2 separate regions of the Homo sapiens genome follow, and region 2 is linked to region 1. Evidence: read pairs that join two places in POLR2A ChIA-PET (ENCODE). Cell type or tissue: A673. All regions are shown on one strand. Each heading gives the region's core, and the rest is flanking DNA. Links, peaks and the distances in the headings are about the cores only. Region 1 has its middle 140 kb from the start of MINAR1. Region 2 overlaps ST20-MTHFS (ST20-MTHFS readthrough).

Region 1 (4,532 bases), core at 308-4,307:
CTTAGCCAAAAGGCCAAGAAGCGATACTCTTAAACACTTCTGTAGGGAGTGTAAGTTCATATCACCTCCATAAAAGGTAATCTTATCATATCTATCAAACTTTAACTTAATTATTTCACTTCCAGATTATATATTCCACAGATAAACCCATGTATTATAAATATATTCATTGCAGCCGTGTTGTGATAGAAAATATTAGAAACAATTTAAATGTTCATCGATATTTGATGGTTAAATATAGTCCAAACATAGGATGGAAAAGTATACAGTCATTATAAATAATAAAGCAGCTCTATAAAAATTTATATAAAATGGTCTGCTAGATATTAAGTGAAAAAGCTAGATGTAAACAAATTTATATAAATTACCATATATATAAATATGGTAATATATAGACTCCTACATATATATGTATATTCTTACAATCTGTATATGCATGCAATATATCAGGCAGGATACACAAGATTCTGATATTAAGTACAAGCATACCTTGTTTTGCTGCTTTTTATTGTGCTTCTCAAATACTGCATCTTTACAGATTGAAAGTTTGTGTCAACCCTGTGTCAAGCAAGTCTATCAGCATTATTTTTCCTACAGCATGTGCTCACTCATGTCTCTGTGTCATATTTTGGTAATTCTCATAATATTTCAAACTTTTTTATTATTATTATATCTGCTATGGTGACTGGTGACCTGTAATCTTTTAAATGTTACTATTGTAATTGTTTTCTGGCACCACAAGCCATGCCCATCTAAGAGAGCAAACTTAATCAATAAATGTTGTGTGTGTGTTCTTACAGCTCCACCAACAACCTGTTTGTTCTCTGTCTCTTTCCCTTTCCCGGGACCTCACCGTTCTCTGAGACATGACAATATTGAAATTAGTCCACTTAACAGCTCTACAGTGGCCTCTAAGTGTTCAAGTAAAAAGGAAGAGTTGCACATCTCCCACACTAAATCAAAAGCTAGAAATGATTAAGCTTAGTGAGGAAGGCATGTCAAAAGCCAAGACAGGCCATAAACTACACCTCTTGTGTCTAACAGTTAATCAAATTGTGAATGCAAAGGAAAAGGTTTTAAAGGAAATTAAAAGTGCTACTCCAGTGAACACTTACACAATAAGAAAGTGAAACAGCCTTATTGCTGCTATGGAGAAGCTTCTAATAGTTTAGATAGATAAAACTGGCCACAATATTCCCTCAAGTCAAAGCCTAATCCAGAGTAAAGCACTAACTCTCTTCAATTCTGTGGAGGCTGAGATAGGTAAGGAAGCTGCAGAAGAAAAGTTGGAAGCTACCAGAGGTTAGCCCGTGAGGTTTAAGGAAAGAAGCTGTCTTCATAAAAGTACAAGATGAAGCAGCAAGTGCTGATGTAGAAGCTACAGAAAGTTATCCAGAAAATCTAGCCAATATCATTGATGAAGGTGGCCACACTAAACAGCAGATTTTCAATGTATATGAAATAGCCTTATATTGGAAGAAGATGCCATCTAGGATGACATTCATAGCTAGAAGGAGAACGCAATGCCTAGTTTTAAAGCTTCAAAGGACAGGCTGCCTTTCTTGTTAGGGGTATGCAGCTGGTGACTGTAAGTTGAAGTCAATGCTCATTTACCATCCTGAAAATCCCAGGGCCCTTTAGAATCAGGCTGAACCTGCTCTGTCTGTGCTATATAAATGGAAGAACACAGCCTGGCTGATGGCACAGCTGTTTACAGCATGGTTGACTGAATATTTTTAGCCCACTGTTGAGACCTACTGCCTACAAAAAAAAAAAATTTCTTTCAAAATATTACTGCTCATTGACAATGCACTTGGTCACCCAAGAGCTCTGATGGAGATGTGCAAGGAGAGCAATGTTGTTTTCATGCCTGCTAACACGATATCCATTCTACAATCCATGGGTCAAAAAGTAATTTCAAGTCCTACTATTTAAGAAACATATTTTGTAAGGCTATATAGCTGCCACTGATAGATTAATTAATGCCATAGATGCCATTAAGAACATTTGTAATTCAAGGGAGGAGACCAAAATATCAATATTAACAGGAGTTTTGAAAAAGTTTATTCCAGTCCTCATGAATGACTTTGAAGGGTTCAAGACTTCAGTGGAGGTAATAACTGCACATGTGGTAGAAATAGCAAGAAAACTAGAATTAAAAGTAAAGCCCAAAGATGTAACTGAATTGCTAAAATCTCATGATACAACTTAAATGAATGAAGAGTTTCCTCTTATGAATGAATGAATGAGCAAAGAAAGTGGTTTCTTGAGATGGAACCTATTCCTGGTGAAGATGCTGTGAACATTGTTGAAATGACAGCAAAGGATTTAGTTGATAAAGCTGCAGCAGGGGTTGAGAGGAATGAGTCTAATTTTGAAAGTTCTACTTTGGGTAAAATGCTGTCAAACAGCATTGCATGCTACAGAGAGCTCTTTCATAAAAGAAGAGCCAATTGATGTAGCAAACATCCATGTTATCTTTTTTTTTTTTTTTTTTTAAGGTAGAGTCTCACTCTTGTTGCCCAGGCTGGAGTTCAATGGCGCAATCTTGGCTCACTGCAACCTCTGCCTCCATCGTTCAAACTTCCCAAGTAGCTCGGATTACAGGCACCTGCCACCATGCCCAGCTAATTTTTGTGTTTTCAGTAGAGACCGGGTTTCATCATGCTGGCCAGGTTGGTCTCGAACTCTCAACCTCAGGCAATCCACCCGCCTCGGCCTCCCAAAGGGCTGGGATTACAGGCGTGAGCCACCACACCTGGCCAGTGTTATCTTATTTTAAGATATTGCCACAGACACCTCAAACTTCAGCAACCACCAACCTGATCAGTCAGTAGTCATCAATGTCAAGGCAAAACCCTCTGCCAACAAGAGATTACGACTTGCCAAAGGCTCAGATGATCATTAGCATATTTTAGTAATAAGGTATTTCTTAAGTAATATATGTACATTTTTAGATATAATGTTATTGCACACTTGATAGACTACATTATAGTGTAAACATAACTTTTACATGCACTAGGAAACCACAAAATTCATGTGACTTGCTTTATTATGACATTCACTTTATTGCGGTGTTGGGAAGCAAATCTGTAATATCTGTGAGGTGTGCCTGTAGCAGCTTCTGGAAAGGGACAATGGGTGATGGGGCCAGGGGATGGAGAGAGCCTTTTATCTCACTATGAAGCCTTTTGAATATTTTGCATTTTGTACATGTTTGTATTGCCCATTTAAAAGCAAACAGGGACAAGTTTTGAAAAACATGCCAGAAAATATTCTTACTAAAACAACTACAAAATGATTACCAAGAAAAAACTAACATCCTAAATAGCAAGTCAATTGGGCAAAAGACAAGACCAAAGAATTCACCAAAGAAGCATGGTCAGTCAATCATCAATTGTTCAGTCTCAAAAAGAAACAGTAAAAAAAAAAAAAAAGCAATGTTTCTCAACTGAACATGCACAATGGGTCAGTGATTTGCCTACATTCTCTGTAACAGATACCTGAAAGGGAGATGGTGTAGGAGAAAGGGAAAAGAGGAAGGAGGGAGAGGGAGAAGTGGGGAGGAAGGGAGGATGCCTAATCTCTAGGTCCCTGGGTGGGGCAGAGGGGAAGGTGCAGCCAACAGGAAACTGTGACACTTCTCCTTCCTGAGCAGGAAACAGGAGCCCAGGCTACATGTTCACTTTAAAAACTTGTCCAAGGCTTATTATCCCTTATAGTATTTATAATCACAGCCCCACGCAAATGTATGTGGGTTTCCCTCCCTCCTCCCTGTTGCAAAGTAAAAGCCTAAAGTCACAGAACAGGGCGCCTCAGGAAGATACTGGTAATGAGATCAACTGCCTCCTTCAAAAGTTAACTATTCCTAGAACAGTAATAATGACAATACCAGCAATTGCAAGCTACTGTTGCCCTACTTTTAATATCTCACCTCATTTAATCCCCCCAATAGTCCTATGAGTTAGGATTTATCTCCGCTTCATAGATGAAGATGTGGTGGTTTGGTAACTTGCCAAACATACCATGTGCCAAAGGTCGGATGGCAAGGATTTAAAACCAAACTGCACTGCCCTCTTAGATGATGTCTAGATAGAGACTATTTTCTCTCTACTCTGCAGAACCACACATAGTATAGAAGAGATGGCTAACTTCACAGTCAGGGATGGCCAGGTTCCCCCAATAGCTGCATCCTAATCCATATGGATCAGGGCTAGAGTGAGGAGACAGGGTGAGAACCGGTCACTTGCTGACATTAGCACGGAGAGAAATGATTAACAAATCAAAGAGATTAGTTTCCATGGAAACCGTTCACCTAAAGCGATATCAGTGTGTTCCTGGATGGATGGAGGAGCTTCTGAAATCTTAATAACGGGCCTGAAGGAAGATAAGCTGTCAGGCTGGAAATGGTAAGATCTCAGTGTTCAATCTTTGTTGAAACATCTATCAGGCCAAGCAAAGGAGCTATATTGTAGTCAACAAAACTTGTGTTGACTAATAAGGAATTTTAGAAAAGTAAAGTCGGATGAGTC
Region 2 (4,225 bases), core at 226-4,225, 310 kb after region 1:
TTTTTTGAGTCAGAGTCTCACTCTGTCCCCCAGGCTGGAGTCCAATGGTGTGATCTTGGCTCACTGCAACTTCCGCCTCCTGGGTTCAAGCAATTCTCCTGCCTCAGCCTCCTGAGTAGCTGGGATTACAGGCACCCACCAGCATGCCCAGCTAATTTTTTTCCTTAAAATTTGTGAATTTTATTTATCTTCTATATGCTACCTTTGTGATTGTATTTGTTATAAAACTAATGTGTGGTTTGTATGTTTATATGTTTGTTTTTCTGGTTTGTTTCTGCTAAAATGTTGAAGTAAAATTAATAGTTGAAGAAAATTTACCCAATAAGGCCTGTAATAGATGCATGCCTTCTTGAGAAGCAGAGGCCTAAATCAGTGGCTTTCAAACATTTTAGAAACTCAGTAAGAAAAACATCATGACCCATTTTATACACAGCACATGCATATACACACACACATGCACACATATATACACACAAAACTCTGACTAAAATCAAAATTTCTTTCCTAGCTCTTTCTTGTTTTTTAATTAATCACAGGACTTCTTACAAGTGATTCTGGTTCCCTGTGTCACTACACCCAAAGAACACTTAAATTTTTACAGTGGATTTGACTGCTTTAACCCAAAGTAATGACATGGGCAGTTAGGAAGATATTTTTTGTTTCTGTTCAATTTCCATCTCATGATTTGCTGCCTACTTCATCCAACAGTAAATTAGTTTATTCTGCTTTTGTTCTTTTTTTTCTTTTTAAGACGGAGTCTCGCTCTGTCGCCCAGGCTGGAGTGCAGTGGCATGATCTCAGCTCACTGCAAGCTCTGCCTCCTGGGTTCACACCATTCTCCTGCCTCAGCCTCCTGAGTAGCTGGGACTACAGGCACCCACCACCACGCCTGGCTAATTCTTTTTCTTTTTTTGTATTTTTTAGTAAAGACGGGGTTTCAACATGTTAGCCAGGATGGTCTCGATCTCCTGACCTTGTGATCCGCCTTCCTCAGCCTCCTGAAGTGCTGGGATTACAGGTGTGAGCCACTGCGCCCGGCCTCTGCTTGTTTATTTATGGATAATAATCAATACAATCTGGTTTTGTAGATGACGATTAACATAAAAGATAAACATTGATGGATCATGTGCTATTATATCTGCATTTCTTTGCAATACTATCAGTCATTCACTCAATATACAATTCTCAGCTGTACTTTAAAAAGGATATTTAAGTTACTGAAGAAAGAGATGGTACCTCAGATTCATCAGGGCACTGTGCTAAGCCCAAACACACCAAAAAAAAAATGTTTGAAGACTATTTATATGTTTCTCTAAAGGACCATCAGGTGAAAGTTACATGAAGCCATAAACTTAATATGGAGAGTACTTTTCTAACCTTTTATAAAGTGGGGTAAATGAAATGGGGTTCTCTATTAAATAGTGGACTCCTAATCCCTGCAAGTAGTAAAGCAAAAAAAAAAAACAAACAAAAAACTTTTAAACTACATATATAGGATATAATAAAGCAAATCCAATGACAAAAGGTATGCTGAGGTGTCAAAATACAGGGCGAAAACACAGGAGGAAGTGTTTAAATATGACTAAGAAATCTAAGAAGACTTTTGGAGGAGGCAGCATTTAAGCTGGGCATTCATTTACACACAGGTCTTTACTACCCTAGCTTGAAATTTAAGGTTCAGAGCAATAAACTAAAAAAAGAATTTATTTTTTCTAATTCCAACTTCACTCCTCTTAAAAATTCTGCCCTTCCTCTGAATTAAATGTATACACAAAAACATAGAAACCTAATAGACATTTTAATGTCTCAATTAAGGTGATAAAATAAAAATTGAATTGGAAAAGCAGTTTAAACACCTGAAGTTCTATATGTAGCGAGGTTTAAGTCACCTGGGTTAGTCCTTTTAAAGACAGTTAAGTGTTCAATAGTACATTCAATGAATCATTATGCTTGAGTAGAACATTTAGCAGGCTAGCCCATCTTGGCAAGAATAACAGGGCATAACCCCTAAGGAACTGTCTTTTAATCTTAATGGGCTGGGAGTTAACAAGAAGTAAATTACCATTCTCTGAAATGAGGATATATTCTAAAGCCGCTGCAAAAGATAAAATAGACAATTCTGGAACAGGTCCAAGGAAGCCTATCATGGGTGCACTTCTCATTCAAATGAAAGGCCCTGTTATAAATCAAAGCTGTAGCTGGTTCTTCCTGTGTATTTAGCCGAATACAAAATGACTGAAAAAAAAAAAAAAGCTTAACTTTGAGACCAGAGTACTTTTAGATACATGTGACTCAGTCCAAGTTCTTCCTTGGGAAAATATGACAATGTTCCCATGCATACAGTTACCAAGGGTACCTGTTCCATGAATAACGGTTTTAATGCAGTATGCTGTCAAGAGAGAGAAAATCTAGGTAGTAAAGCAATATTAATGAATGAAGTGTGAAGAAAAATGGCACTTCAAAGGGCACTGGAGTGGAAACCAGAACTGGGTGACCTCGCATTATCATTAACTGCCTGTGTGTCCTTGGGGAAGTGACAGCCTCCCTGGGTTGCAGTTATCCTATCTGAAAACAAAGAAGATGAAGCAAGGACAGTAAGGGTTCACTCTCCCTCCCACAGTGCCTAACTCAGGAGGCAATGTTCTCAATTGTCCAGAGAGGGAGGTCACCCAAAATGCCTACAATGGCATGTGCGATGTGCAAAAGCACATTCCAAAATTACAATTGCTTTCATTTACTTTTAGTCATAACTTATTTCAAAAGTTCAAATACAATTAGTGAGAACGATTTTTGTTAAGCTAAAGAAACACGTGTTAAAGGTTTGGAAACACTTTCAATGAGAAGATAAGCTGTAACTCATATTAAAATATCATACCATGTAGGATCTTATAACTACTTATTTCTTGGCTTAGTAAAAATTAAGCATTCTCATAGACATGCTGACAGTCACTGGTGGGACCAGTGGTGTTAGAGTCTCCACAGAATATTATTAAAAATACCCAGACTGTCAGAAAATAAATGTCTGTTATTTAAGCTGCACTGCCTGCCCCCAACAAAAAATAAAAAACAAACCCAGAGACTGGATTGAGAATACCACATTGACCCAGCAGCTGTTACAGCACTCGGGCTCAGGAACCAATCTAAGTATTACTCCATGTACTTAGCCTTACAGAAGAACACAGAAGAGGAGATATGGCAGGTTCAGCATCTTTACCTCATCCAGGGCCCAGCAGCTACCTCAGTACACTGCTTCTTTTGCCTCCTCACTCACACAGGGTGCAGCAAGAGCCAAGGGGCACATAGGTCACCTTCACACAGAGAAGCTGCAACTCCCATTTCCTGCCCATCTTTTATACAGATCTAGTTCCACAGACCCAAGGCTTCCATGCCAACTCACAGCTCCCAATTCAGGTGTAGTAGCACACAGTAACAGGCAGGTACAGGTACATCCCACATTATCACAACTCTATGGCTTCCCCAAAACTAGTGCTGAGAGAAGATAAGTTTCAAGGTTATTCCCCCAGGCAGGCCCAGCTTAGTCCGGGACCGATGTTAACTCTTTACTCACAAATATAAAAAATGTTGGTTGGGTGCAGTGGCTCACGCCTATAATCCCAGCACTCTGGGAGGCCAAGCCAGGAGGATTGCTTGAGGCCAGGAGTTCAAGATCAGCCTGGGCAACAGAGTAGACGTGTCTCTACAAAAAATTTAAAAATTAGTCAGGCATGGTAGTGTGTACCTGTAGTCCTGGCTACTCAGGAGGCTGAAGTTGGAGGATCACTTGAGCCCAGAAGTTCAAGGTTACAGTTAGCTATGATTACACCCCTGCACTCCAGTCTGGGTGAGAGAGTGAGACCTTGTCTCTAAAAACAACAAGTTACAGCGCCTTATAAAACAACTGACTCTAGTATACTTTTTAATGTGTCCCTGTGTACATGCACACAGTTTTTTAAATCCAGATTTTCTTTCATAGCTATAAAGTGTTGATAATCTATTCATTTATACAGGCACGCTTTGAATTCAAAACTGTTAGCTTCACCTCAAGAAACTTTTACTGAAAGTCTACAACATAAACCATATGACTAGGTACCAGGGATACAAATGATTTAGAAGAAGGTTTCTGCTCCGAAAGAGTCTATCAGCAAAGAAAAGGGATATACTTCCAAAAAGAATTAATAAAACGTGCTAATATACGTAAAGTGCCAAGTACATAAGAATTACGGAA

Evidence for each region. Peaks named below come from ENCODE experiments on the same cell type or tissue, not always from the same donor. Only the 100,000 strongest peaks of a DNase experiment are listed, where the experiment ranks them.
Region 2: POLR2A ChIA-PET joins it to region 1 with 5 read pairs; 3 of 35 experiments call an interaction of 5 or more read pairs at or near these places.

Annotation. Positions count from the first base shown.
Region 1 is chr15:79,566,583-79,571,114 of GRCh38, forward strand. It overlaps the pseudogene LOC124903591. Among named protein-coding and RNA genes, the nearest start is that of MINAR1, 140 kb to the left of the region's middle. In A673, for the core only: no CTCF peak of the experiment used is centred there; no DNase peak of the experiment used is centred there; H3K27me3 peaks cover 538 bases.
Region 2 is chr15:79,879,340-79,883,564 of GRCh38, forward strand. The region is part of intron 3 of ST20-MTHFS (ST20-MTHFS readthrough); the gene reads right to left. All of the region lies in intron 2 of MTHFS (methenyltetrahydrofolate synthetase), which reads right to left. Among named protein-coding and RNA genes, the nearest start is that of MTHFS, 16 kb to the right of the region's middle. In A673, for the core only: no CTCF peak of the experiment used is centred there; a DNase peak (open chromatin) is centred at 2,142.